Regions from separate parts of the Homo sapiens genome. Here all the other regions are linked to region 2. Evidence: chromatin loops called from intact Hi-C (ENCODE). Cell type or tissue: heart right ventricle. All regions are shown on one strand.

The links. A loop is a pair of places that touch in the nucleus more often than their neighbours do. Peaks named below come from ENCODE experiments on the same cell type or tissue, not always from the same donor. Only the 100,000 strongest peaks of a DNase experiment are listed, where the experiment ranks them.
Region 1: a loop joins it to region 2, with 2.7 times the contacts of the local background. A loop is called at or near these places in 3 of 110 quality-filtered maps.
Region 3: it touches region 2 in a loop (2.5-fold over the local background); 19 of 110 quality-filtered maps call a loop at or near these places.
Region 4: a loop joins it to region 2, with 3 times the contacts of the local background. A loop is called at or near these places in 5 of 110 quality-filtered maps.
Region 5: a loop joins it to region 2, with 5 times the contacts of the local background. A loop is called at or near these places in 54 of 110 quality-filtered maps.
Region 6: a loop joins it to region 2, with 3 times the contacts of the local background. A loop is called at or near these places in 6 of 110 quality-filtered maps.
Region 7: it touches region 2 in a loop (7-fold over the local background); 55 of 110 quality-filtered maps call a loop at or near these places.

The regions. Positions count from the first base shown.
Region 1 is chr9:2,733,341-2,737,340 of GRCh38, forward strand. No RefSeq gene overlaps it. Among named protein-coding and RNA genes, the nearest start is that of KCNV2, 18 kb to the left of the region's middle. In heart right ventricle, no CTCF peak of the experiment used is centred here; no DNase peak of the experiment used is centred here.
Region 2 is chr9:2,836,442-2,840,441 of GRCh38, forward strand. PUM3 (pumilio RNA binding family member 3) reads right to left here. Exons shown (of 18, transcript NM_014878.5): 2 at 1,985-2,076; 3 at 739-960. The coding sequence starts at 2,066. Among named protein-coding and RNA genes, the nearest start is that of PUM3, 5.7 kb to the right of the region's middle. In heart right ventricle, a CTCF peak has its summit at 1,608; no DNase peak of the experiment used is centred here; H3K4me3 peaks cover 1,481 bases; H3K27ac peaks cover 2,497 bases.
Region 3 is chr9:2,228,444-2,232,443 of GRCh38, forward strand. It overlaps LOC107987043 (a long non-coding RNA gene), which reads right to left. Exons shown (of 5, transcript XR_007061395.1): 2 at 2,138-2,245. It also overlaps the pseudogene RN7SL592P. Among named protein-coding and RNA genes, the nearest start is that of SMARCA2, 220 kb to the left of the region's middle. In heart right ventricle, a CTCF peak has its summit at 2,111 (motif pointing right); no DNase peak of the experiment used is centred here; H3K27ac peaks cover 1,126 bases.
Region 4 is chr9:2,468,163-2,472,162 of GRCh38, forward strand. The region is part of intron 2 of LOC101930053 (a long non-coding RNA gene); the gene reads right to left. Among named protein-coding and RNA genes, the nearest start is that of VLDLR, 150 kb to the right of the region's middle. In heart right ventricle, a CTCF peak has its summit at 1,627 (motif pointing right); a DNase peak (open chromatin) is centred at 1,699; H3K27ac peaks cover 812 bases.
Region 5 is chr9:2,130,322-2,134,321 of GRCh38, forward strand. All of the region lies in intron 27 of SMARCA2 (SWI/SNF related BAF chromatin remodeling complex subunit ATPase 2), which reads left to right. Among named protein-coding and RNA genes, the nearest start is that of SMARCA2, 120 kb to the left of the region's middle. In heart right ventricle, a CTCF peak has its summit at 2,365; no DNase peak of the experiment used is centred here; H3K27ac peaks cover 761 bases.
Region 6 is chr9:2,643,067-2,647,066 of GRCh38, forward strand. It overlaps VLDLR (very low density lipoprotein receptor), which reads left to right. Exons shown (of 19, transcript NM_003383.5): 5 at 94-465; 6 at 562-684; 7 at 771-893; 8 at 1,668-1,787; 9 at 1,891-2,016; 10 at 2,508-2,679; 11 at 3,268-3,486. Among named protein-coding and RNA genes, the nearest start is that of VLDLR-AS1, 23 kb to the left of the region's middle. RefSeq lists silencers at 2,648-2,697, 2,708-2,767. In heart right ventricle, no CTCF peak of the experiment used is centred here; no DNase peak of the experiment used is centred here.
Region 7 is chr9:2,119,316-2,123,315 of GRCh38, forward strand. SMARCA2 (SWI/SNF related BAF chromatin remodeling complex subunit ATPase 2) reads left to right here. Exons shown (of 34, transcript NM_003070.5): 26 at 143-220. Among named protein-coding and RNA genes, the nearest start is that of SMARCA2, 110 kb to the left of the region's middle. In heart right ventricle, a CTCF peak has its summit at 2,152 (motif pointing right); no DNase peak of the experiment used is centred here.

The sequences.
Region 1 (4,000 bases), 100 kb before region 2:
TGATATGATAGATCTCTTAATGTACTATTTGACACATATTTAGTGCTCAATAAATTTAGATCACTATTATCACCATCATCATCACTATTTTGCTAGCTGCATAGGAAAACTATACAAGTCCAGACAGAGTCACCTGTCATCGAAGACAGGATTCTGTGGGTGAAGACAGCTTTTGAATCCTGTTGCCAGCCCCCTAGCCCAACCAGTGGTATGCACAAGGATCTAGATGAGTCTGTCCAATAGAACTTTCTGTAATGATGGAAATTTTATTATGCACTGTCTGATGCAGTAGCCATCAGCCATGTGTGGCTAGGGGGCACATGAAATGCAGCTAACATAAGTCTGGAACTAAATTTTTTATTACTTAATTTTAATTAATTTTATTTTAGATTCAAATGTCCATGTGTGGCTGGAGGCTACCAAATTAGACAATGCAGATGTACAGTGCAATGTAGCCTCTTCTTCTGCCCTCATGGTGGGATCTCAGGAGGAGTGCTTGGCTTTTTGTGAAGGAGTAGAACCAAGAAAAGAGCAAGAAAACATGACAGTACCCCTGTTCTGGCCCAGCCGCTGGAATGGGTTTCTAGGCCAACAGGTGCAGCATTGTAAATAGATAGCGTTGATCTGATTGGTGGACTGGGATGGCCTCCTTTGTTAAAGAGAAAAGAAAAGAAAATCTTCCAAAGTATAAGCAACAACAAAAAAGAGCTCTGAAAAGACCATCTCCATTATTCAAATGGGTCCCAACCTTCATCCCGAGGGGCTTTGGGGCTCCCTCACTTGTGCCTACCCAAGGCCATACACATTATCTTCTTAATCTTCTAACCCAGACTGGGCCAAAAACACTTCCCCTGTTTCACCTTAGCTTCAAAAAATAAGTGGACATGTTCACAAGAAACGTTTCTCAAATTTAAGGGGAAAGCATTAGTTATCACCTGCCTCCAAAGATTCCAGGTTCAAGAAAATAGTTTGCCAAAGATTCCAGGTTCAAGAAAATAGTTTGCATTTTGTTGAGCTCCCAGTTCCCTCCTCCCAGGCTGATGTCCTGGTTCCCCAAGTCGAGGGGAATGTGGTCCCTACACTCCAGCTTTCCTTTCCCTCCCTGGTTTCCTCTGATGTGATGCTTTTAAAACTCATGTGAATTTTGTATTCTACCTTCTATGTCTATTCTGGTGTGCTGGGCCTTCTCCCTCTGTCCTCCCACAGCCATTATTTACCCTTTTCTGCCCTGCAGCATGACCAAGGGGTCTTGGAGAGAATGTTCTGGGTGTGTACTCCTCACCCTCTCTCTATCCACTGTCCAGTCTAAGCAGTAGTTGAGTTCCTACAGCCGTGGCTCAGTTGAGTAGCCTTGTTTAACCACAGCATTTACAGGTCCTAGAAACACCTTTCCCTCCTGTTGTTCCCTCAGGCCTATGAGTAGTAATGGCCTCCCACTGTTGCCAACTCTCGAATATCCTACCGAGCCTTGTTGGTTCTCTTCATCCAGATCATACCTGTGTGTGTAAATGGAATCTTTATTAAAATCTCTTCAATTAAACTGCTTGAGTGTGCCATCTATTTCCTGCTGGAACCTTAATACATCTTGTATTGTTTAAGAAAAATATATTGTGCATATTCCCCAACTCGCCACCAAATAGATGAGGCATGTTTGTCTGACAGTCACCACCCCAGACTGAGAAAGACAGTCTTCAGATTTATCAACAAAGAGGTATGTCTGCGGGCACAGTGGCTCATGCCTGTAATCCCAGCACTTTGAGAGACCAATATAGGAAGATCACTTGAGGTCAGGAGTTGGAGACCAGCCTGGCCAACATGGTGAAACCCCGTCTCTATTAAAAATACAAAAAAATTAGCCGGGCATGGTGACGCATGCCTGTAATCCCAGCTACTCAGGAGGGTGAGGCAGGAGCATCTCTTGAACCTGGGAGGCAGAGGTTGCAATGAGCCGACATCGCACCACTGCACTCCAGCCTGGGTGACAGAGTGAGACTTGGTCTTTAAAAAAAAAAAAAAAAAAAAAAAAAAAAAAGCCATATCCAACTCACAGATGATTGATAGGAAATGATAATCGGCATACCTCAGTGCCAATAAATGATTCATCTCTCCTGTCAAAGGCTGCCAGCTCCACCATCTTTAGGAGAAGTTTTCTGTGACTAAATCTGTTGAGTTCCCTTACACAACCTCATCCCAATATGCAAATGGATTTTTGTGAATATATGATGGAATCGCGTGCATAAAATCTGTTCAAATATATGCACCTAGAAACAGAAGTTTTGGTGCCCTCTGAGGACATCAAGAAATCATCTCAACCAGGCTCTTACCTTGATTCAGGTAAGGTTTATTTACCTCGTTTGGCAGGTGGTATAACTGAGACCGAGAGAAGTTAAGAGAAATGCCCAGAGATGGATCTGTTTCCCATGCTGCCACCCACTCCCTATGTCCACAGCAGATATTGTTAATCAATCACATTACTCGTTCCCGTTGGAAGGCCTTCTTGTTGCAGTTCTCTAGCAACCAACGCAAATCTCTCAGAGTTGACACTCAAGACCTGTTTGTCATCCTAGCATGTGCTTGAGTGTTAAAAACCAGAAAAAAGAACTAGAAATCAGTCTCTATAGTCTCCTAGTGCACTGTTCTTTTTGAAGGATTTCCCTGTAAATTCAGAAAACCTGTGCAGACTACGCTCAGTTATCCTTAATACCTAGTATGTTTTGTTAAGTAAGCCTCTCTGCCTCCTTCTTTTTTTTTTCTTTTTTTTTTTTTTTGAGACAGGGTCTCACTCTGGCACCCAGGCTGGAGTGCAGTGGCGCAATCATGGCTCACCTCAGCCTCAACCTCCCAGGCTCAGGTGATCATCCACCTCAGCCTCCCTAGTAGCTGGGACGACGGGTACCCACCACCACACCTGGCTAATTTTTGTACTTTAAATTTTTTTTTTTTTTTTTTGAGACAGGGTTCTGCATGTTGCTCAGGCTGGTCTCCAACTTCCGGGCTCAAGTGATCCGCCCACCTCAGCCTCCCAAAGCAAGAGGATTACATGCATGAGCCACCATGCCTGGCCAAGTGAGCCTCTTCAAGCCTCAGTTTCCACCTTATAACGTGGAGATTAAGATTTCCTTATTGGGAGGGTTAACTGATACATAAAGGCAAAGTACCTGGCACAATATCTATTACATAATGGGTGCCCGGATCATGGTAGCTCTTATTATTCATATTTTATCAACAGAATGTCCACCATCCACAGTGTGCTCTTCTGTGGTGGTCATCAGGCTCCCCAGCCATTAGGCTGTTCACAAGTATTTTATTAATTTTCCTGAAATATGTGCATTCTAATTGCATTTCTCCACCACATTCAAGTTATGTGTGACAAATGGCTTGTTTTGGCCAAAAAAATAAGAGCAAAAGATATTACTTCTGAGTAGAAGCATTTAATTGCTACTTCTCTCCTCCAGTCTTCCTTTTCTATGTTTTTGTAACTGTGGAAACACATGTCAAGATGGAGCATCCATCAGCCAAAGGCAGAGTACCTTGATGAACAGAACCCCAGGCTGACCCCTGTTGCACATGTCATGTAAGTGAGAAATACACCTCTGTTGGGTAAAGTCACTGAGATTCTGCAATCGTTTCTAATCCACCTTGATAAATGCCTCTTTTTGCATCAAGTTTCCATCATAACAGAGAGGTAACCTGAAACATTTATATGTCTTGAATATTCATGCCCCCCAAAGTAATTTTCTCACTCTTCTACATAGTACTTGATAATAATGCTGCTTAAAATGGATCCAATGCCCACTACGTGCCAAGCATTCTTTCTGAGCACTTCAAGCAAGCTAATGTATACATTTTAGTACCATGTCTGGCACATGGTAAATGTCCAAATTTATTCTAATCATCACTACCATCACTGTCATCATTACTATGCGCCATCTCCAGTCCTTATGACAGCCCAGGGAGGTAGGGACTATTATTATCTCCACTTGACAGAAGAGGAAGCCAA
Region 2 (4,000 bases):
AGAGCAAAGTTCTGGGTTAGAAATGACCCACTGAACATCGTTGACAGAGATGGGCAGTTTGTTTCAACAGACAAGCACGAGACCTGCCAATACTTCCAATCAGTGAGCAACTTGTCCTGAATCAATTAAAATCAAATCTGTCATGTGTGCACAACACCTTCTCTGGAACTACTATGGATCTGCGCCATCAGAGGGATTTATTGTATTAGACTGGCCTAAGCTCTGTGAAGGCAGGGTCTCTATGTTTCTTGCTCACCAAAGCATCCTTAACCAAGGCTGACACTTAGCTGGGGACAGACTGATTCTTTAAAGCCAGATTCTATGATTAGTTGGGGCCTGTATCCTTACTGATTATTTTTGTGTGTGTGCGTGTGTGTGTGTGTGTTTTGCCCTATCTCCTGGTACAATGCATAGAAAACTCAAATACTCGTTCGATGAACGAATAAATTTTAGCTTATAAAAAGAAATGTTTTATTGAGGTTCCACTGTATAAAGCCATTATAATTTAACTTAACTCCATGGCTAAGGTAATTCAGAAAAGGGCTAAGAAATAAGAAACTCTAAGCACCAGAGGAAAATTGTGAGCATGAAAGATGCTTTGTTGTTTATTTAAGCCACCTACCTGTCCCAAAATGTTACCTGCCAAGGAATAAGAATGTGAGGTTTCTAACGCACCTCCAGAGTCCCTGTGCACAATCGTTCAGGCACTAGTTCAGGCATGAACGAACCAGTACTTACCATCGCTTCTACCATCTGGCTGGAATTTTCTCTTCTTGTTGAATTTATTTGCCGGCTGGAATTTGTTCTTTGGTGATTTGTCCCCTTGCTGCTTATTCTTGAACTGCTTTACACCCTTTTTCCCAAGTTTTGTGATACTTTTCTCAAAGTTCCTAGATGTGACTTTAGGTCCACCTTCTTTAGCAACTTTCCTTGTTGGAAATGTCTTTGAAGAACCAGAATCTAGTGACAATAATAATTATAAGTTCAATGATTCTGGGCCCAAATCTCTTTTATCTATTGGATTATATCCATTACAGAAAATTATACTTTTTAATCCCAATACCATGTCTTACTCTCAAATATGCAACATATAGCCTTTTGAGTAGAACTGGATTTAAACAATCAAAACAAAAATAAAAAATTCTTTCCTTGATTATAAAACCACCTAGAGAGTAGAGAAATGTAAAATAAAAGCTACCCATGATTCTACCACTAAAGATAAACACTGGTGTCAGTTTGGTATGTTTCTCTAGTTTTAAGCATATAGCAGAGCTATTATTTATATACCTTTGTATTCTGCTTTAATGATGGTCTACACAGAATTTTCAAGAGTTCAATAACAAAAGAAGTCTTAAGAAATGACTTCTTGAACATTCTTGAAATTTGGAAAGTATATCATAAGGACATCTAAAATGTTAATTTTAAAATTTTCTAGTTTTAAGAAAATTTTAAAGCCTATATTAAAATTATTTATCAAAAACTTTTGATCAAGAAGGCTTACAAATTAGTACCTAACAAATGAGATGCAAACAGTAATGGCTAACATTAAGGAAACATTAATCATTTGTATAGTCCCTTGACTTTTCTGTTTTACAATACTGACACCTGATGGAATAATAAAGACATCACCATTATAAATTCTGAACCTAAACGTATTTGGCTTATGAGCAGTATGTATTAAACAGTCCTAATTTATCAAATGTTAAAATAAAATGTATGGTGAACTAGTGTGAATAAAATGAGGCAACAGCAGCAACAACTGAGATAAGGAGTCTTTCATGAATAAGGCATTCCTCAATCATTCTTGCAATTTCTTAAGTGTCTAAATGTCATGAGCAACATGTTAACTCATACACAATAACACATACTTCTTCCTACTATTTTAATCCTAATCCTAGCCAATGAATACAGATTGAAATTTACTACATGCCCTCCCATCCCCCAATTATAACAGCCAAACACCCACATGGGAAGCATATCTTACCACTATTTTTATGAAATCTGTTTTTTTCTTGTGCTGTCTTTGTACTCTTTCCTGTGAATTGCTTTTTCCCTTTAACTTCCATCGTAGCAACTCTGGAAAACCAAAACCAAAACCAAAAACAATCACTGCAGTTCTCTTCATCAAATAAGAGCTGTTTCATAGTCATTGCCACATTTAGTCCTTCAGTCTACAAATACAATACAAATCAGCCAGATATAGAATGGACAAGTACTTAAATCCAGCAATTTTGCAATCACTGACTCAAATTTTAAAACTGAAAATGAACAAGGTATCAATAAAAAAACTAAGAACAACACACACCCTGGCCAGTGTTTGATATCTCTGGAGGCATCACTTCACTTCCACAATAGTACTGGCTAAAAATAGACCACTATTGACACTAAGTATAATAAGCATCAGAGTTTGCATTTTGTAACCTGGGAAGACTAGGGGATGAATAACTGACAAAATTATCGCTTGATTTCTTGGAGCCTAAAAAGCCAGGAACAAACAATAGGCTGCATGTACCACTACATGCATTTAATATAAGAAAATAAAGGATTATCTGAAAGATTCCTATGCAATCCAACACAGCTAAAACAAAGATTAGCATCCAGTGTTTAATCTGTGATTGTTTTAGACGCAGCCAAGCAATTGGCAGTGAACTCCAAAATAAGATGTTGAAATAGTTAATATTTCATTGAAAGGAATCTGTCTAATAGGCGCTTTATAGGCTACTGAGACACCATGGTGCACAGGATAAACAAGTTATAACCCCTCACCTACCCAAGGTCCCTGAAAGCAGCAGAACAGATCAAGAGAAAAAGCCATTTGGCTCATTTCTCCACTTTCCAAAGTTGGACGATCAACTCATTTGAAAGCTGGCTGTAAACAACAGATGTTAGGGATCCCTAGACAACACCAGATATTTCTAGATTAGAATTGCCCATTCAAGAACTAATTTCTCAGGATATTACCATAAGAGAAAAGAAGGGTTCTGGGATAAAATATATTTGGGAAACAGTAAGTTAAATGACAAGAATCAGCCCGTAAGAAAAGGCTTTTCAGATTCTTTAATTTGCTAATATATACAATCAATTCTCAAGCAAAGGCTAAAGGATGCAGGATTTTCCAACTCCAGTTGAACCACTTTTTCCTGGAACATCATAAGGGAACAGCAGACTTCCAAGGAGTACTCTGGAAAGTGCTGTTCTAATCTAGACTTTTCTAATGATTTTGAAAAATGGACAGTCCCTGAATTACTCAGCTTCCTCAGGGCATTTAGAACTGAAGGGTCACATTATTACTTGGCTATGGCCATCATAACCATACCTGCATCTCTCAGCTCTTCTACACCTGTAGTTTTCTAAGAATCCATTCATTTACATGTTTTCTCTGTATGTTTGTTCTAATTTTTATATTGAAATAATTTTAGCTTTACAAAAGAGTTGAAAAGATACACAGTTCACATATACCCTTTCCCCAGCTTCCCCTAATGTTAACATACAGTTAACTAAGCTACAGAGTTGAGTTGGAGTTTACCAGTTTTTCCACTAATATCCTCTTTCTGTACCAGGATACACTGAATCTGGCCATCAAGTCTCCTTTGTATTTTGTAGAATATTCCTCATTTGGGGTTTGCCTGATGTTTTCTCATGATTAGGCTAAGGCTACACATTTTTTGGAAGACTACCAGAGGTCAAGCTTTCTTCTGGTAGTACTCTATCAAGAGGTACATGACATTAACATGACTTATTACTGTTTATGTTAACCGTGTTCACTTGGTCAAAGTAGTGTTTTCCAGGTTTCTCCACTGTGAAGTTGCCACTTTAACCTTTCCATCTTTATTAGATCCAAACCACCAAGTCCAGCCCAAAGTCAGAGGAAAATTAAGCTCCACTTCCCAGAAGGAGGGGTACTAAAGAATCCAGGCATACGTTAAACTACCACAGCAATTAATAAACATTTTAGACAAGATGTTTGGAGAATATGTAGACATCCTATGTCCTCCTAAGT
Region 3 (4,000 bases), 610 kb before region 2:
CAGAAGCACACCTGGAAGTGGTTTCTGGGGAAGGAGTTCAGGGAAGAAGAAAGAGTGGAGAGTGAATTTTTTGTGTGTGTTGTCAGGGGACATCATTTTGTTCCAGAGTCTAGCACTGGCCTAGTGCATAGTAAGGAGAATGGGATAAACCAATAAATCAACGTGCAAACACATGTACTGATACTATGGGAGAAGTACCTTGAAAGACACTGTCGGTTTCTCCTCATCCTCAACATGGCTCTATCATTTACTAATATGCTCAAGCACCCTTACCCTCAGACACACACTATAAATTAATTCTTCACTCAACATTGCACTCACCTGGAGCTACCTTTCTCTTCACCATTAATCTTTTGGGAAACAGTAGTTTACATCTCTAGTTTCTTAGCATCACCCACTTCCTCTTTAACCTTATGAAGTATTATTTACTCTATTAGAACAGCACTGAGTCTTATCATTTTTCCATTCCCAGCACTGGGCACATATCTGAAGATAGGGAGGGTTTGTTTGTTTGCTTTGAGACAGGGTCTTGCTCTGTCACCCAGGCTGGAGTGCAGTGGCACAATCCCGGCTCACTGCAGCCTTGACCTCCTAAGCTTAAGCAATCCCCCTGCCTCAGCTTCCTGAGTAGCTGGGACTACAGGCATGCACCAACATGCCCAGCTAAATTTTGTATTTTTAGTGGAAACAGGGTTTTTCCATGTTGTGTAGGCTGGTCTCAAACTCCTAGGCTCAAGCAATCCCCCTGCCTTGGCCTCCCAAATGCTGGGATTACAGGCATAAGCCACCTCACCCAGCTAAGAGAGAGTCCTTGCTTTGACAGTTCCTACATTTTCTAAGTGTGTTCCTCCTGCCCCACACAGGAACTAGACACCCCTTTGTAATTTCCTCTATATTGTTGCATCCGGATAGGACTAGAAAGCATTTTCTTTTTCGCATGAAGCCAGCTGTCTCCCTGCCCCATTCCTCCACCTGAACTAATTTGTTAGCTTATGGGAGACGCATTATCACAGGTATTAGGGAAATGCTAGCTAGAAAAACTGGAAGGTCTACTAGGGACTGACATTGTGACCACAGTGCTATTTTAAGCCACTGGAGTACAATGGTGGTATCTGTAGGAACTGAAACTATTTGTTCAAAGGAAAAAAGCATTTAGTGACTGTTCTATTTGTATATTCTATGACTTGTGAACATTAAACCAAAGAAAACAAGGTTAAGGAACACTGTTGCCCTGCTAGACATCCTCTACCTTGCTTAGACCACCAAATTGTAAAAACCACACATACTTTGCATTCATTCTTGAACCCTCCACAGTTTGTGTCGAAGGTTCTCAGCTTAGCGAATCAAATCCAAAGCAATCGCCAATCAATTATTTACTAAGTGATAGCTTTTTCCAGAGAATCCTATTTTCTATCCCGAGGCCTAGCAAGGCAAAGGAAGCATGACCTTCCTAAGAGGGAGATTTGAAACTCCTCTCAAAGGAAAAACCTGCTGATTAAAATAAAGTCCAAAATCTTATTCCAGTGGAAAAGCATTTAGCTAAATGACTTAGATAGAGGCCTGAAGCATGAGTACTTTCTTTGTCATGTATGGATTCATTGTCACCCTCTGCTTGGCTTAGCTGGAGGGTGAGATGACCTCCACAATTTAGGAAGGGCAAAATTCTTCAATATCAGACCAAACCCAATACAGGTTTGCCGAAAGCAGGAGTTTCTTCTTTTCCCACACCTCTGAAACAATGACTCATATCTGGAGACACCAAGGGGTAGCTTCTGGGAGAGGCATTATAGCAATTTCTGTTAACCCCCAGCCTCTAAAATCTGCTCTGAATAAGCATATAAGCCAAATACAGCATGCTGGCCATGTAACTGTAGTTTCAAGTTTCCTAATTTTATCTAACAAACAGGTTGCCACTTCTAAAACTCTCTTACACAGAAATTCCAGAGGGTCTCACTGCTTTAGAGGTAGCAAAAAAAAATCATGTCCAAAAATCCGTAGTGTTGTAGAATAGATCCAAAAGAAATTTTAGACGTCACTGATGTTAGCCCCTACTTTTATGGTGATGATTCTAACCTAGAACCTATTTGGTTCACTAACCTGGAGAGGGCACCAAAAGGAAGTTGATCATTTGTCTTACCTTCTGCCAGTTTTTTTTCATAAGTAGTACTGTGTAGTCTTAAGTGAACAATCTCTGTGTTAGAGTGCCAGGATTTGAAGCTCCTCCCTTCTGCTAATTATGTAACCCCTGTAATAAAGTGAAATAATAAAATGAGTTAGTTGTTTAAGCACACTGTTGAGTGCTTAAAAATGTCTGGTATACAGTGAATGCTCATAGGATACTAGCTAATTGATCCCTCAAAGGGCTGTTTCTAGGATTACGAGATGACACCTACCAAAGTTTCAGCATAGTACCTGGCATATCATGCTCAATGAATGTGTTCTTACAGCCTTACAGCAAGGGTGGGAGATAGCTTGCTAGAGCTCAGGCCATTTATTGATTAGGGAGGCTGTAGTACTGAAGACTTTTATTTCAAAGTGAGGATATTTTGATATTTGGAAGTACTCTTGTAATTTAGCTAATATTGAACATAGAATGATTAACAGAAAAGCTTTGAACTACTGCTTTCTTTCTAAAGCATGTTTAAGGGAATTCCACAATATCTGTTATCCACGCTTTTGCTTAGTTGGGGAATCTGGACCAGAACTATCTCTTTGGCCACATTTGTTAGAAATTATTACTATTTAAGAAGGATTGAAATATTCCTACCAGAGCCCAGAGTTTGGCTTTTAGTGCTCAATGAATATCTTTATGTTTAGTAAACTCCATATAACTCCCAAACACAGTGAGAGGCTCACATTCCACTGTCTCCCCCTGGGTGTTGTTTAAGTATGTAGTGGACTGACTGAGGTTGAGCTGACAGTTCAAAACAAGGTTTTGGAGCTCAGAGCAGGGCAAACAAGGCCAGAAGTGCCTTCCTGATGGGACTTCTCTTTTGGTGGGCTTCATGATACACAGGCCATTTAAATGTCATGCTTATAGCTATCAGTCTCAGTGAAAAGAAAGCTCCTCTCTCAAGATTCCAGTAAAATTCCCATAACCCAGTTTCATTGGCCTGGCGTAGTCATGTGTCCATCCCTAATCCATGTGTCTGTGACCAGGCTGGGGTCAGAGTTTGGATAAATTACTCTGGCCAGATTGAGTCATGTCCTCACCCTTGAATCTGGAAGCATCAGTTAGTCCCATCCAAACCACATGAACAGAAGGAGGAGGAAGGAGGATACCCCAAGCAAAATCTGGGTACTATTACCAAAAGAAAGGGCTGCGAATACTGAATAGGTAAAATTAACAGCTACCCACTCCACCTGACTCTATCACTACTCACTCTAGGATCATGAATGAGCCATTGATCTTTTTGGGATGTAGTTTTGTCATCTATAAGATGAGAGATTTGGGCTAATAAGATCAGGGCTTCTCAAATTTTAAAATGTCTTAGAACCCTCTGAAGGCCTTGCTAAAACAGTTTCTTAGACCCCGCCCCCAGAGATTCTGATTCAGTAGGTCTGGAGTGGGGCCCAAGGATTTGGCTTTCTATCAAGTACCCAGATGATATTGCTGCTGCTGACACACGGACCACACTTAGAATAACACTGAGCAGCTACTGGCACACAATAATGCTTTGAGCAATTAAAAGTCTTCATTCTGAAGCTCAAGCTAGAGATTCTGCTTCTGTCCCCACTGTAAGAAGAGCAACATAAACCCCTGACAGAAACACAAGAATGGCAGCTGTGAATTCTCAACTCAGGCCCCATCACTGGAGATACTAAGTCATATCCATGACTCTAGTAGTTACTCATTTGAGGTAGGTCACAATGGCTAGATTGGGTGAGGCTGGACTAGGAAAGTCCTCTGACTTCTCAATTCTAGAGCTCCTGGGGACTCTGTCTTCCTGATTCATGCTTGTCCTCATTCAAATCTCTGCCGAGGCAGCTCTGAGGATAT
Region 4 (4,000 bases), 370 kb before region 2:
TACAAATGTTTTCTGACATTTAAGATTTAAGAAATCTTGACCCATGCACATTTTCTCAAGAAGTCTTCTAAAGGATGAGCTTCACCTAATGCAAGAAAGACAAAACAATATCCAGAAAATAAGGAATCAACACAGGAGGAAGATGAAAGAAATTCCCTGGACAATAATGAAAATAAGTCTTAATATGATAACCGTACACAGGTTTAGAAAACAAGCAACACAGATACAAGAGTCCAGAGACATATGGAGGAAGAGCTCCATTAAAAAAAAAATTCAACTAATTGGATTAGGTGGTACAGCTGCTAATATAGGTAGTTATACATTGAGATACTGTATGTCTTGTGCTTGGGAACATGAGTGCAGGAGTCAGACTGCCTGGGTTCGAGTCCTGGCTCTGCCACTTACCATCTTATGTGAGCCAATTAATTTCTCTGTGCTTCATGCTTCCCATCTGTGAAATACAGATTATAGTTACCTACCTTATAGAGTTATCATAAAAAAATTAAATGCGACACTGATACTGTGATGAAAACAGTGTCTTGAATATTGCTGGATGTTAGGGGAAGCAAAGACAGTAACACGTACAGAGAAAACTAAGTCATTTTTTTAAATGAGTAAACTATCAGCTCTAGGAAAAAGGATAATTGAACAAGAAAGGAATTGTAATGATAGTATGCTCCTTGGCTCAGCAGAAAATATTTCCATTGTTGGAATAATGCAAATCCTGAAAATTGTGATGTAATAAACTGGAAGGATAAAGGGAGGAAAACGGGACTTAAGGGAGAAATCGTTATTTACCATAATAGAAGTGCGTAGAGGTAGTATTCTATTTAGAATATGGAATTAGATATTAAAATAAATGGCTAAACACATCTGAATTAATCCTCAAGGAACAGGACTTGGTTAACTATGGCATTTGGTTAGCATAAATAAAGAAAGAAGGAGGCAAGGAAGGAAGGAGTACAGGAGAACCGGCGCTGCTGCAGTGATTCTGAAGCACGAAGTTCTAAGAGAAGCCTCAAGATTGTAGGTCATGGTGGAAGTGCCCACCGTGGAGTCTGCACTGCTAGGAAGCATTCCCAGGAAGGGAAGAACCTTCTATTCCACGAACCCATAACATGGGTCTCCATTACCCTGAAAGGGTTTTTCCTGTCTGGAAAAGGAACCTGCAGAGATAATCTAATAGTGAAGGAGGGAAAACTTTTTGTTTTTACCTCTTCTACCTAGAACATGAGTTAAGTTTGGCTTGACACTACAATCACCCATTAAAAAAAAAAAAAAAAAAGAAAGAGTACATTTTGGTTTGAAATAGTATTTCCTAAAACAGCAAGTCACAGTACTAAAAACTGACATTTAATTACAGGTAACTGACATATAAATAAAGGGATAAATATCCCTGTTGTGCTCTGAAATTAAATGAATAAAAAAGGATTCTGCCAAATAATCATTAAAAAGATGAAAGAGAAGGCATGCAGGTTGCCCGCATAAGGATAACACTTAAGTGAGGCCTGAATTTGTCTGAGCTGCACATGATGTTTCAAAGCCATGGCAAGCTGTGAACAGCCTGAGGGTTGTGAACATCCGGGTGTCATGACACTTTTCTACATTAGTGACCCATCACCGGGTGGCGCCTCCATCCTTGGGCAGGACCTGTTGAGGTCCTCAGCACTCACACTGTCTTTAAAGGCTGCACAAAAACCACAAGACGAGCCAGCATGGAGGAAAACAACTCATTAGGCATTTTCCTGTCTGGGGTACAGATGTGTTTGGATTTCAATGAAGGAGCTGAAACTTCAACAGCTGAGCTAGAGACAGCTGTTCCAGAAACCCAGAGGGAGACCTAAAGGTCTTATTTTGTGTTGTGTCTTGGCAACACTCCTTGCTATTGCTGACCCGTAGCAAAGGGCCAGTCCTTTGTGATAGGCCTTGAGGCGATCATATTTCCAGCTGTGTCAAGAAGAAGCAGTGTGACACAGTCACAGGAACTCCTTGCTTGGGTCACAGAAACACCAAGACACCACCTAAGCATGAAATCTCACACAAAATATAAGCAAGTAGATATTTTATGACAGCTATGGGAAGTGACGATTTTGTAAGAAGCAAAATAAATGCAAATGAATTTTTTTTTAACATGTAAAATTCTGAGCCAAATGGCTTTGGATTTATAATTCCCAGGGATTTTGGTGCTTTCAGTAATGAGCAGGAGCATGGAGTTTTGGGGGGGTTAAATCCTTTAAGTGTTTCTCTATAAAACCAATTCATGCCATGCCAGCTTTTCTGTCCTAAAAAAGTATTTCAGTTTACTTTCTCACTTTTTCCCCTAGGTTAGAGCAATGTTTTTTTGTTTTTGTTTCTGTTTTTTTAAAAAAAGCAGGGGCAGGGGAAGGGGAGAGATTGAGGAAGGGAACAAATACTTATGAAATTCCCATCCTGTGTGGGCATCGTGGGAGAAACTTTGTCCACATAATCATAAAAATTCTCATAATTCTAAGCCAGGAATTATTATTATGATACCCATTTTAAACATAAAGAAACTGAAACTCACTGTAAAACATGTTTAAAATCACAAGGCTAATGTGAAGCAGAGCTGAGATTAAAAATGAGGTCTGTTTGAATATTAAATCTATACCTTTTCCCCATATCTGCATCCCAGTGTTCATTGCAGCTTTATTCATAGTAGCCAAGAAATGGAACCAACCTAAGTGTCCATCAGTGGATGAACTGATAAAGAAAACATGTTCTATATACACAACATAATACTATTCAGCCTTAAGATAAAAGGAAATTTTGTCATTTGTAACAACATGCACAAAACTCGAGGACATTATATTAAGTGAAATAAACCAGGCACAGAAAGACAAGGCACCATCTCACCTATGTGTGGAATCTAAAAAATTGAAACCCCTAAGAGCAAAGAGTAGAATGGTAGGCACTGGGGGCTGAGGGAAGGGTGAGTGAGGAGATATTGATCAAAGGTTATAAAATTTTAGTTAGACAGGAGGAATACGCTCAAGAAATCTATTGAATAACATGGTGACTATTGCTATTAACAATTTATTGTATACTTGAAAATGGCTGAGAGTAGATGCTAAATGTTATTACCACATACAAAAAGGTAGGTGAGACAATGCATATGTTAATTAGCTTAATTTACCCATTCCACAGTTTACACATATTTCAAAACATCATGTTATACGTCATGAATGTATACGATTTTAGCATACATATATATACATACTAAAAATTAATAATTATTACTAAAGGAGGTATAAATAAGTGAAGAAAGAAAGAAAAAGAACTATGCTCTTTCCTTTTGACCATGTTTCTTCTCATAAATGTCAAACACAGACCTTTGCTTTCTCTTATGCAGTAAGGCAGCGCTGTCACTAACAGAGGTAATACATTCCTTTTATTCATGTAAGCCATATAGGATAGTCCATAAATTAAAACTGTGAGAATAAATGTGCTTATCTCTAGTTTATCAGTTAAGATTCCTGCTGTGACATATTTCTCTTTTGCCAAATATTCTAAAATCTTCCTTATTCATTGCTTCTCATCTTGCCCAAGTAAAATTGGCAAGCACTGTTATCCTCACTTAATAACACAAGTTACCCAGGGAATAGCCTGGATTAGAAGCTATGATGCCCACAGCTTATGGATAAGCACTCCGAGTCTTCTATTTGGACTCAGTGAAGAATTCAGAGGTCTATTTGGTAGAAATTCAGTTAAGAGTCTGGCAGATTTGATTATTTCAGAGCCACGGTTTCCAGGACACACTACCTTTGCCTGTTTTCCTTCTCTGATTGCTTCTTTTTAGACGGAATTTTCCTATTCCCCTAACCTTTTAGAATTGGTATAACATACAGTTCTGGTCCCAGACTTCTCCCTGATTATTCTCTTTCTTCATTTAGCCAAAAAGTATTTGAGCTTCTATTACATGTACATGTCAACTGCCTTTTACTTACAGGCCTATTTCAGCTCCTACTGTGGGTCTATCTCC
Region 5 (4,000 bases), 710 kb before region 2:
GCCATTCTGAGAATCCCGGTCCTCGGCCTTGTCGTGGCCGAGTGGTTAAGGCGATAGATGAGAATCCCAGTCCGCTAGGTTTGGCTCTTGATCGTAAAGGTGGTGAAGGGAATTCACTACCCTATTTTGGAAGTCAAAGATGTTGTCATTTTTGTCTCTGCATACCAACTTTATCCTAATTCTGCTCAAGGCAATGAGTAACTCTCCCGAACAAGGGATGGTTCTTTTAGAAAGTGTGAAAGAGAATATTAACATGGTTAACAAATATTCCATCCATTACAGTTTTGTAACTTTCCTATGGTGTGTGCCCAAGGTGATAACAGTGCTATATTACAGATTACATATATATATATTTGCATGCGCAATTATACATATACATACATACATACATATATATATACACACACATATATATATGTATAATTGCGCATGCACAAGAAATGGCCCATCTTGATAATTTCTTGGAAACATATATTTGCTTCTTTATATGTAAGAGCAGGCATTCCATCTACCTAAATTCTGACAAGCCCAGTGGGCCACGGTTTTCCGGTTTAATGTCAGCCCTGTGTACACTGGCTGTGCTGTTTCTAGCACCGTAAGGCAGTCATCATTATTGAGCCAGGGGCTGTGCAAAATTGGGGTGATTGCAGAGCCAAAAAGCGGGCTGGAGGGTGGTTTCTGGAATGCCTGTTTTACTATTCTTCCTGTTCCTTTGCTCTTTCTGCCAACTTCAGAATCCTTCCTTTCCTTAAAACATTTAGTGATATCCCTGAATTTATTTAATTGCTACGTGAGTGATTTTTGCCCCACAGCACTGGAAGATAATTGGAATGCATTCTAGCTTATGTGCTCTGGATAATATGCAATTACCAGCCAGCTGGAGAGTAGTATGCCTTTGTCTCACAATGTCTTGTAATTTTAAAAAGTTTCTCCTATTTGCTGTTGTCTCTTGTTACCTTTCTTACGGCATCATATATCTACTATGGGGTCCTTATGTCTGAATGTGTAGACACTTCTTTTGGTATACTGAATAAGCTCCTGGCGATGAGGGAAGACACCGCTTTGTTTTGTGATGTCCTGTGCAGTTGGGCCCCAGTAAACGCTACGGAAATGATGGTGATGAGACTTATTTCTTTAGATCTTTAAATTGGGCGATAGATAACAGCAAGTTTTAGAAGCCATAGAATTTCAAGAGGAACTTTGCAGAAAGACAGAACACCCTCCTTTTCCTTGACCAGTCTGTCACCAGGTGACAGCCTGAGCTTCCCATGGTGAACGTGCCTAAATGGGGTTCCCATCATCATGTCTGCTGACTACTAAAATAATTTTGGGGTTTTCTTCTTCCCAAAGTTTAACAAAGTAGAAAAAACAAAATGAGGCCGGGTGCGGTGGCTCACGCCTGTAATCCCAGCACTTTGGGAGGTCGAGGCCAGCATGGCGAAACCCCGTCTCTACTAAAAATGCAAAAATTAGCTGGGCGTGGTGGCGGGTGCCTGTAATCCCAGCTACTCGGGAGGCTGAGGCAGGAGAATCACTTGAACCTGGAGGTGGAGCCCGCAGTGAGCCAAGATCACACCACTGCACTGCAGCCTGGCGACAGAGCAAAACTCCATCTCAAAAAAAAAAAAAAAGGAAAAAAAAATGACATTTATAATACTAGGTGCTAATCAGTAAGGTAAAATGTGATACATCTCAAGAGAATTTAGTGTCTTTAAAAAGCTATGTAATACCAAGCTGCAATAAGCTCTCTGAGTTGGCCTCTCATCACAGGAAGCCAAACTGCTAAACTCTACACAGGAAAAGGCAGACAAATCCATGGTGAATTAGTCACAAAAAACTGGGGAAAATACGAAGAAAGGTTAAAGAACAAGACATTTGAAATTCTATGGAAATACACAATGATAAATAAAATATTTCCTCACAGGTGTAAAGAGGTGGGCTGTGGATTTTTCTCTGCCTAGAGATCTTGCAAGCAAGCTAATGCCTCCTCTGGGCTGCATTAAGTATGATCCAGCCTGAAATCACAGACAGGGGCTTGAATCACTCAGCTCTGTTTCTCCTGACAGCATTAGTGATTCTCGTAGATGTACTTTTCCCCTAAAATATTTTATTTTACACTGGCAAGATTTTTTTGTGGGGGGGGATCCTTTTTCTAAAGCATAATGTGCATCATGTTTGTAATATTTGGCTGCATTTGTTTTGTCATTTAAAATCTTTTCTTGCTTTTTCTGTAAGATGTGAGAAGCTTTGTAAACATGGACCCTTTTTTCTTTTATCAAATGGCATTTTAACTTTTAAAATTGGGTCATCAGATTTACTGGGGCAAAATTTTCTAGCAAGCTGCATTTCCGTTTTTATACACAAGGGAGAGCTAAGGCCCTAGAAAATAGATTTGGGTTTTGCCAAATTCCAAGTCCTTCAATACTTTAGGGTGGAAGTACTGAACTAATTAAGAGTGGTAACAGTTGTGAATTGTTTGGAAAAATACTTGATAGTAATAAAATAATTTTAAGAACTTTGTATAATTTTTATTTTTTTCTGAAATCCAGTGACTAGATTGCTTTAACAGCCCATTGGACTTAACATTTCCCATTTTATATAATTCGGGAGAATAAATTTAATAGAATAGTCCTCAGAGGTCTGACGGAAATATACTAAAATAAATAATAAAGGTTGAGGAGTGAGAGGGAATTGTTTTGATTTTTAAAACTTTGATGCTTGGAATTTCTGGTCTTGAGTTATGTCCTCTGAAATCAGGATTCAGCTCTGAAATCAAACTCACTCATCGAAAGTAACCATGGGAAACTGAATTTGGCCTACAGATACTAAGGAGCCCCAATAATTTCACATTATCTTTTAATGGAGCAAACTATTACAGAGAAATCAGAGAAATAATATTTTAGGAATTTGTATTATATTTTAGAAATAATATTTTAGGAATATGTCTATCTGAATCAAGATTTGGTTTTTGACGTTTTCTGCTTTTTTACTTTATTTTTTTAAGAGACAGGGTCTCACTCTGTCACCCAGGCTTACTGCAGCCTCAAACTCCTCGGCTCAAGCAGTCTTCCTGCCTCAGCCTTTTGAGTAGCTGAGACTACGGGTACGCACCGCCACACCCAGCTAATTTTTGTATTTTTTTGTACAGACAGGATGTCACTCAATTGCCTAGGCTGGTCTTGAACTCCTGCCCCTAAGTGATCCTCCTGCCTCAGCCCTGCAAAGTGTTGTGGTTACAGGAATGAGCCACCGCGCCTGGCCAGTTTTTGTTTTGTTTAGTTTTTTTAATCAATAAGGCTACATGTTTCAGTCAGTGTCAGGATTTAAAAAAAAAAAAAAAGTCTACATGAAGAAAATCTTCATTAATTTTCTTAATAAAGAAATGTAATTATTCATTAAGAGGTGGAGGTGGGGAAGAGTACAGTTTAGGAAGCAGAGACAGGGCAGGGTGGCCTCATCATCATTATGCCTCAGGGTTCGGGTGAGCATCAGAAAAATAACTGTGACTTTTGATGGCTCTCTATATGGAGAATTTAGGATAGTGATTAAGAGTACATGCCTTGAAATCTGATGAACCAAGAGGTTCAGATTCCGGTTCCATCTAATTAGCTGTGTGACCTTGGGGACCTTGTGTCACCTCTCATAGCTTTGCTTTCCTCTCAGGGAAAATCATAGAACCTACTTGATAGGGTATTCTGAGAATTAAAGGTGTGTAACATAGAATCTGGCATATAAGAAGGACTCAGAAATACGTATTAGCTATTAAGAAAAAGTTTCCAATTATTTCGAAGAAGACCTAATGGATAATAGAAAAAGAAGAAAATACGTTCTCTTTTGTGTCTTGATGACAAGACTCGGGGTGACAAGAGAAAGGTAAAATTGGGAATCAAGAAGCTCCTTTCGCTTACTCACTAATGGAATTAAAAGAGAACAATATGTTTACTTGCTGAATATGTTACAGGACCACAGGTTTATTCATCTCAAGCACTCCAGCTTGTAC
Region 6 (4,000 bases), 190 kb before region 2:
ATGAATAAAGATCAATGTATTAGATTTTGGGACAAGAATCTTGAACGGACCAATCTTGATGCATTTTCAGTGGGGCATCCTCTCTCTTAATAGGCAATATAACATGTAGTCCCGACGAGTTCACCTGCTCCAGTGGCCGCTGCATCTCCAGGAACTTTGTATGCAATGGCCAGGATGACTGCAGCGATGGCAGTGATGAGCTGGACTGTGCCCCGCCAACCTGTGGCGCCCATGAGTTCCAGTGCAGCACCTCCTCCTGCATCCCCATCAGCTGGGTATGCGACGATGATGCAGACTGCTCCGACCAATCTGATGAGTCCCTGGAGCAGTGTGGCCGTCAGCCAGTCATACACACCAAGTGTCCAGCCAGCGAAATCCAGTGCGGCTCTGGCGAGTGCATCCATAAGAAGTGGCGATGTGATGGGGACCCTGACTGCAAGGATGGCAGTGATGAGGTCAACTGTCGTAAGTAGCTTTCTAGCATGGCATGTTCAGTTCTCTTCCCTGTATCAACTGGGACAATTTGCTGGCTTCATTCCATGGTGTTTCCTCCCTTTGTAGCCTCTCGAACTTGCCGACCTGACCAATTTGAATGTGAGGATGGCAGCTGCATCCATGGCAGCAGGCAGTGTAATGGTATCCGAGACTGTGTCGATGGTTCCGATGAAGTCAACTGCAAAAATGGTAAGGGTTTCTTCTTGTTGGTTAAGCAATGGATTGCTCTGACCAGACCCACTCATGGAATCTCTCTTCTTTGTTTCTCTTTGTAGTCAATCAGTGCTTGGGCCCTGGAAAATTCAAGTGCAGAAGTGGAGAATGCATAGATATCAGCAAAGTATGTAACCAGGAGCAGGACTGCAGGGACTGGAGTGATGAGCCCCTGAAAGAGTGTCGTAAGTGTACTTGTTGTTCAAGTACAGATCCTGGAAGTTTGACACAATCCAGTATAGCTAACACTGTGTGGACCCCCCGTGATGGCTAGTTAAACTTTTGAATGTACTGAAGTTCAATTGTAGACTTCAGAGTGAAACTTTATGACTTAAAAGCCCAGGTAGGACAAACTAGTTTATAGTTTTTGTTTTTGTTGTTTTTTTTTTTTTTTTTTTTTTGAGATGGAGTTCCACTCTTGTTGCCCAGGCTGGAGTGCAATGATGCAATCTCGGCTCACTGCAACCTCTGCCTCCCGGGTTCAAGCAGTTCTTCTGCCTCAGCCTCCTGAGTAGCTGGGACTATAGGCGCCCACCACCACGCCCGGCTAATTTTTTTTTTTTTTTTTGTATTTTTAGTAGAGACAGGGTTTCACCATGTTGGCCAGGCTGGTCTCGAACTCCTGACCTCGTGATCCACCCGCCTCGGCCTTCCAAAGTGCTGGGATTACAGGCATGAGCCACCGCGCCCGGCCCAAACTAGTTTATAGTTTAACCTCCTTAAAGATAACTGATCATCAATAGAGAAACTTGACTAAATGCTTGACCAGCTGGTAACTTGCCGAGGAGTTAGATAATCCACCCTGAAATATATACCTATAAAATAAATGATTAGGTCTTAGACAAATCGTGGGTTTGACCAGGCCAACTAGATAAGTTATCACAAATAGCCTGGGTTTTAAATGTGAAAGATATTAATTGAAAATAAGTTGTCAAGTGACTACTACATTTTTATTCCAGATATAAACGAATGCTTGGTAAATAATGGTGGATGTTCTCATATCTGCAAAGACCTAGTTATAGGCTACGAGTGTGACTGTGCAGCTGGGTTTGAACTGATAGATAGGAAAACCTGTGGAGGTGAGTCTAAGAAGAAAACCTGGACCCTGCAGGTGATGGGAAAGGATAGTATGTACCTAGTAAGGTATAGGAGCAGCAAGACTAATTCTGATTTCCCTCCCAGATATTGATGAATGCCAAAATCCAGGAATCTGCAGTCAAATTTGTATCAACTTAAAAGGCGGTTACAAGTGTGAATGTAGTCGTGGCTATCAAATGGATCTTGCTACTGGCGTGTGCAAGGCAGTAGGTAAATGAACTTGGACTGGTATGGCTGTTGTACCTTTATGAGTAAGTGCCTCTAAAAGGTACAGCCAGTGACTACAATAGTCAAACTAAACATGAAATTGTACTTGAGAACAATGCTGCTAACCTCATAATACAGCAGTATAGGTCAAATAGCAGATCTCTCCCCTAGATATGTACCTTGATCATTCCTTTTGCATATGATACCATGAATACCTACCAGGTTTGCATGCTCTGTTTCCAAAACTTGAGTCCAACTCAAACAAGTGACTTATTCATCACTCACCCTGTTCTTGAAGGCTGTAACCCCACGACTGCCTTCCTAAACTGTAGGAAGCACTTGCAGGTCCCAGGGGCAGGAACTCCAGAACAGATACTACTGAGGTATTCCACAATACCTTTATTTTCTAAGTGCTCCTCTGCTGGGAGGAGGTGGTTTAGAAAGACCTTGCCTTCTTAAAGCAAAACTAAGTAACCCAGACTTCCATCTTGCAGGCAAAGAGCCAAGTCTGATCTTCACTAATCGAAGAGACATCAGGAAGATTGGCTTAGAGAGGAAAGAATATATCCAACTAGTTGAACAGCTAAGAAACACTGTGGCTCTCGATGCTGACATTGCTGCCCAGAAACTATTCTGGGCCGATCTAAGCCAAAAGGCTATCTTCAGGTAACTTTCAGTTCCTTTTGTGGTGTCTTGACATAAGTCATTGTCACTTGGGAAGTGATCTGTGGGATAGTTTGGAGGAGTTTCTTTTGTGTCTAGCCCCATCTAGCATCGAATTACCTGGGGACATTAAATCTAATGCTAATTCTTTATTAAACTGTTATCACTTCCTAATTAGAAACTAACAATTGTCTATGAAGTAAAAGATGACATCTTTCATATTTTTTATATTTTCTCCCTTTTCTCTACAGTTAATTGAGAACTGTTCATTGTTGCTACAAATAGAAATGGTAGTACAGCCTTTTCTTAATGGGAACTATAGAAACTCAGATGATGGATACTGAAACAAATAGCTTCACTTAGAAATTTGTTGTTCTTGTATATAGAATACATACCAGCAACTAGATAATCTACAGCATTATTAATTTAGGATCAGTAAGCAGCATGGTTAAATAATTTGAGTGGTGAGCTGTGGTGTTAACTGGATTTCTTTCTGAACAAAGTCATTGACCATTTTGTAAGCAAAAAGTCCATTCTCCAAGCTCTAATTGTGTCAAACTCTTAAATTTCTTGTGACCTATTCTGTTTCAGTGCCTCAATTGATGACAAGGTTGGTAGACATGTTAAAATGATCGACAATGTCTATAATCCTGCAGCCATTGCTGTTGATTGGGTGTACAAGACCATCTACTGGACTGATGCGGCTTCTAAGACTATTTCAGTAGCTACCCTAGATGGAACCAAGAGGAAGTTCCTGTTTAACTCTGACTTGCGAGAGCCTGCCTCCATAGCTGTGGACCCACTGTCTGGGTTTGTAGTCTGTTTTCCATCACAGACTTTGGAATGGTATCTGTGTAGGTCAGGAGCTTTCTCATACCTGAATTAGTACTCAAATCTCAAGGTTTATGAGCCTTCTGCAACAAAGAATTAGAATTCTAATTTAAGATATCAGTTTTGCCCCAGGTGAGTGACCCTGGGATGTCCTTATCTATATGACAGGTCCTCCTGTCTGACTCTCGTATGACTGATTGCTGGCTGACATTAATGAATTAACATTCCTGATTTGATGTGTGTACCAAAAGCTGTATCTGAACCCTTTTGTCCACCCAGTTTCTACGCAAGTGATTTTTTAATTTTTGACTGAAAGCTTTGCTGGGCTAGCTCTGGATGATCAAACCTAAACGACAGCCTGAATTGTGAGGATTTGGGTAACCACATTGCATCTAAGTGTGCAAGTTGTCTGAAAGTCCAGCAGAAATAAACAGACCTTTCTAGAAACATTTCACTAAGGGGGTTCTGTAAATTGCCACTAAGTAACATAGAA
Region 7 (4,000 bases), 720 kb before region 2:
CAAGGACTAAATCCAGCAACCCCTTCCCTTTTCTTTCTGCCTTGAGAAATGGGACCCCTCTGGTCTGGAGGACAGATCACTTACTTGTTTGTACCTTGCCCCAGCTGTCCACTGGTTAAAATCACTCTGTTTTTAACCCCAGGAAGAAGATGAAGTACCGGACGATGAGACTCTGAACCAAATGATTGCTCGACGAGAAGAAGAATTTGACCTTTTTATGGTAATGTTACAGAAAATCATGAACACAAATGCTTTATACCTCTGCCCCTTTTTCTGTTAAGCAGAATGTCTGCAGCCTGCGTGCCTGGCAGAACTTCATACGTAAAGCCTATGCCTTTCCTTCAGTTCAGAGGCTGCAAACTGGCTGGAGTTAGCCTGCAGACATATTTTGTTTGGCCCACGCAGCGTTTTTTAAAATTTCCCATTCATTGCCAACATAAAAAAGAATCCTGATTTCTGGCTTCTCTTGAAAAATGAGATCGGGCAGTACCAGGCCCACATCTTTGTGTGGAAACAGTTGGCCAGGGCTGAGTAGCAGCTGCACTCTCTGGACAGGCCTCGCGGTCTACAGCTTACCATAGACGCCCTCCTGTTCCCAGTTCGTTTCTAATCCCAGGCCAGTGTCATTCAGGAAGCCTACCTGGCTCCTATAGGCATTGGAACTTACAACAGTGCCCTTACAGGATCAAAGCAACATGCTCCTTAGGGAGATAGGTGGACAACAGCTAAAACAACACACAGGTGTGCCTTTTCAGATTGTTGACGAGAGCCCGCTTAAATGAATGGGAACCTTCAAGGTGTGCATAAAGGTGTAGCCTTCATTTAAGGATCAAAATCAGTTGGATTTCCCTCCAGTATCTTCAATCATTTTCATCTTCATCAAAGACTGATTACAGAGAGAGTAAATATAAACCACAACTTTGGTGGTTGAATGCTGCAGAACCCTAAAGTTAGAGGTCCCAAATTTGAGTGCCATCAGATCTTACATGAGTAATTTGCATGTGTGAAGCAAGTGGGCAGAGGTAGGTGTACTGGAGATGCTTTGTCTATGGGGGGACAGAGCTGCAAGGTAGAAATGTGAGACCTATGTCGCCAGAAATGACAAATTTTCAAGGGGAGCTTGAAGTCTAGGTGTTTATATGTGATCTCTAGATTTTAAAACACTGCAACTAAATCCAACTTTTTAAGTTATTATATAACACTGCATGCCAAACAAAACACAACTGTGGGCCAAATATGATCCACAGGGTTTGCAATCTCCACCTTTTTAGCCTAGACAGAATGGAACTCCACCTGTTTGGAGAGGCTTATGTTATTTTGGGGTTTTGTGTGTGTGGCTTTTTTCTGGGAACATTGATTGTATATAATGATCCACAATAAAATTTTCTTTCTCAGGAAAATTCAGGTAGCTGTGGGAATAACTACTAAACTGGAATATGCACTTCCCTTTCTCCCTCCGTCCCCGAAATGAACCACCCTTCCCAAGTAAAGCTATTTCAGAGAGGAATGGTAGTAAGAAAGACTTAACAGCATGGTCAATGTAGGGCATTCATAAATTCTAGATTTCTTAACTCACACTGGTCAGCATAATCAAAGATTACAATATTCTCTATTTAGGGAGGTTAAAGATACCCATCAGAAATAGACATCCCCTCTGTCCTTGAAGAACTAATTAAAAGGCAGATTACTGGGGAACACCCAAGCAAGAGACCCTCAGCTGATCACTGTTAGGCAATAATTCAGCACTGCTAAAGCCGCAGATACTCTCAAGACACTGGAGAGGACAAGCTGCTTGCCATTATACAAATTAGATTAGGCCCAGAAATGGAGAATTCTTTCAGCAGCCCTGAAGTAAGGGGGTGAGTGTACTTTCCTGCCTTACTTTTGGGCTATTTGTAGAAATTGAAAACCTCAGAAACAATCTGAATATCTTGGAAGGCACAGCCTTCTTTTAATTTGGGACTATTTTACCACTCAAAGAACAGGGTTGTAACACAGGTGAGGCTGGCTAGGGAACACTTTTTGTAGGCACTTTGATTTTGTGAATTTTCTGCTGGTTTCTTAAAGGCTGGCTTCTATTTTGAGGATTAGACAGATTTTAGGTTTGGTTTAGTTTCTTCTAATCCACCGGCCGCCTTTGGCCAATTCACTATTCCTTAGCACCTCCACTTGGGGGCAGGAAATAAAATTTGAATCTCTGCCAGCTACAGATTAAAAAGTTTGGTGAGAAACAAGAATGGAATGTGAGCTAGAATAAATCTTTGGATTTTAAATATTTAAACTCTTTATCCATTATTAGAAAAGAGTGAGTTCTCTATAAAATTAATGCAAACTTATTATTTGATTTTGTATCATAGACACTGGTTTACACATGATAAGCAGATAGTTTATTTAAAATAACGTCTTTTAAAAAAAGCATGTCTTGCTTTCTCTTTCTAAAAATGTAACTTCAGAAAAAGTATCTTTTATACCAATTACTTAGGAATTTTACCAAAAAGATCTTTGGCAGCTCAAGATAAGTATCTGAGACATTTTGCTAACATACAAACATTAAGCTTTTAGATGCTATGTTCTCTACAAAGGGAAAAAGCACTTTTAAAACTAATTGTACTTGTAAGCATAAGGTTTATAATCAGATCTCAAGACCAATTATTCACAAAGTAACTAAATAGTAAGTTTGACTTTTGCCATAATGTTGAATTAATTATATTGGTATTTTGTGGGTAGAAATCTCTAGGGAGAGATGCAGTTATTAAGACTTTAAGCTTATCTTATGTAATCGAATCTACCTTTCCTAAAAGAAAAAAGAAACAAGTGCATAATTTACTTTTCTATCAGAAAAGATTTATTTTCTCAATTGTGGACAAATATATTAGCAAGAATAATGTCCATAGAAATGTATTGATTAAACATACCTCAAAGACTATTTTTTTGCTGTAGATAATAGTAGCAGTAAAACCAAAGATTGAAATGGCAGTATTTTGTCATCTCAGTATAGGACATTAACAAAATTTTTTTTTTTCTTATTAGCTCTCTAATAACTATTAGGAGGTTGCCTCACGAAGCCCCTCTTTAGAACTGCTGTAAAGAAGGCAACCTCTGTGTGCCAGTTATGAAGGTTTGGTGGATCCATTTCTCATACCAAAACATTAGAAGACAGGATTAAGCATCGTGAGCTAATTATAGCACATGACAGAGCAAGGTGGCCACATTTATCAACCAATGGGACTTCACCTGTCTCCCAAGCCTACCAGATTCTGGAAATGTAATGACTTCCAAAAATGTGGAAGAAGTATAAAGAGCTTTGACCACTAATTTTAAAATAGGTTCTAGAGGTCATATTTGGGTTTGCGTAGATATTTCATTTACATTTTATCAGTTTTAGCTTTTAAGAAAACATAATATTGAATCCCAATTTCAGTATGGTAGAACCAAAGGAAGAAGGAAAAGGTAAATAACAATGATTGATGGTCCATTTCATTGTGGAAATGACACATCTCGCTAGTGTTTATACATAATGTCTGTGGATATATAGTGGCAGTTTATTTTTTAAAAATCCATCGTATTGTTTAGTTATAGATTAAAGCCAAGTGTGTGGCCCTTAGTTTATTTACAAGTGAACTGGATTATTAAAAAGAGAGAAGGTGGGGAAGTAGGCATTTTGAAGGCTCTGAAAGGAATCCATTTCACTTACAACTAGATCAGTTGGGATGCGATTACCTCTGAGCTCTCTCTGTCTGTGGTATAATATATTCATAAGAGCACAAAGCTTAAAATGTAAAGAATTGAAGAGCATTCCTCAGACAGTGCCCATGAGGTATTGAAAAGTTAGTATATTCATGGCCAATGGACCAGTGAAACCATTTATGTCTCTTCCACATGTCCAACTGTGGGTAGCTATTCTGTACTGATACCTTGGGTCCCCCTTTTTTTTTTATTGCTGATTGTTTAGTTCAAAGCACAAGCCCTATTGAATAAAAGGAAACTTTCTTAAAGATCT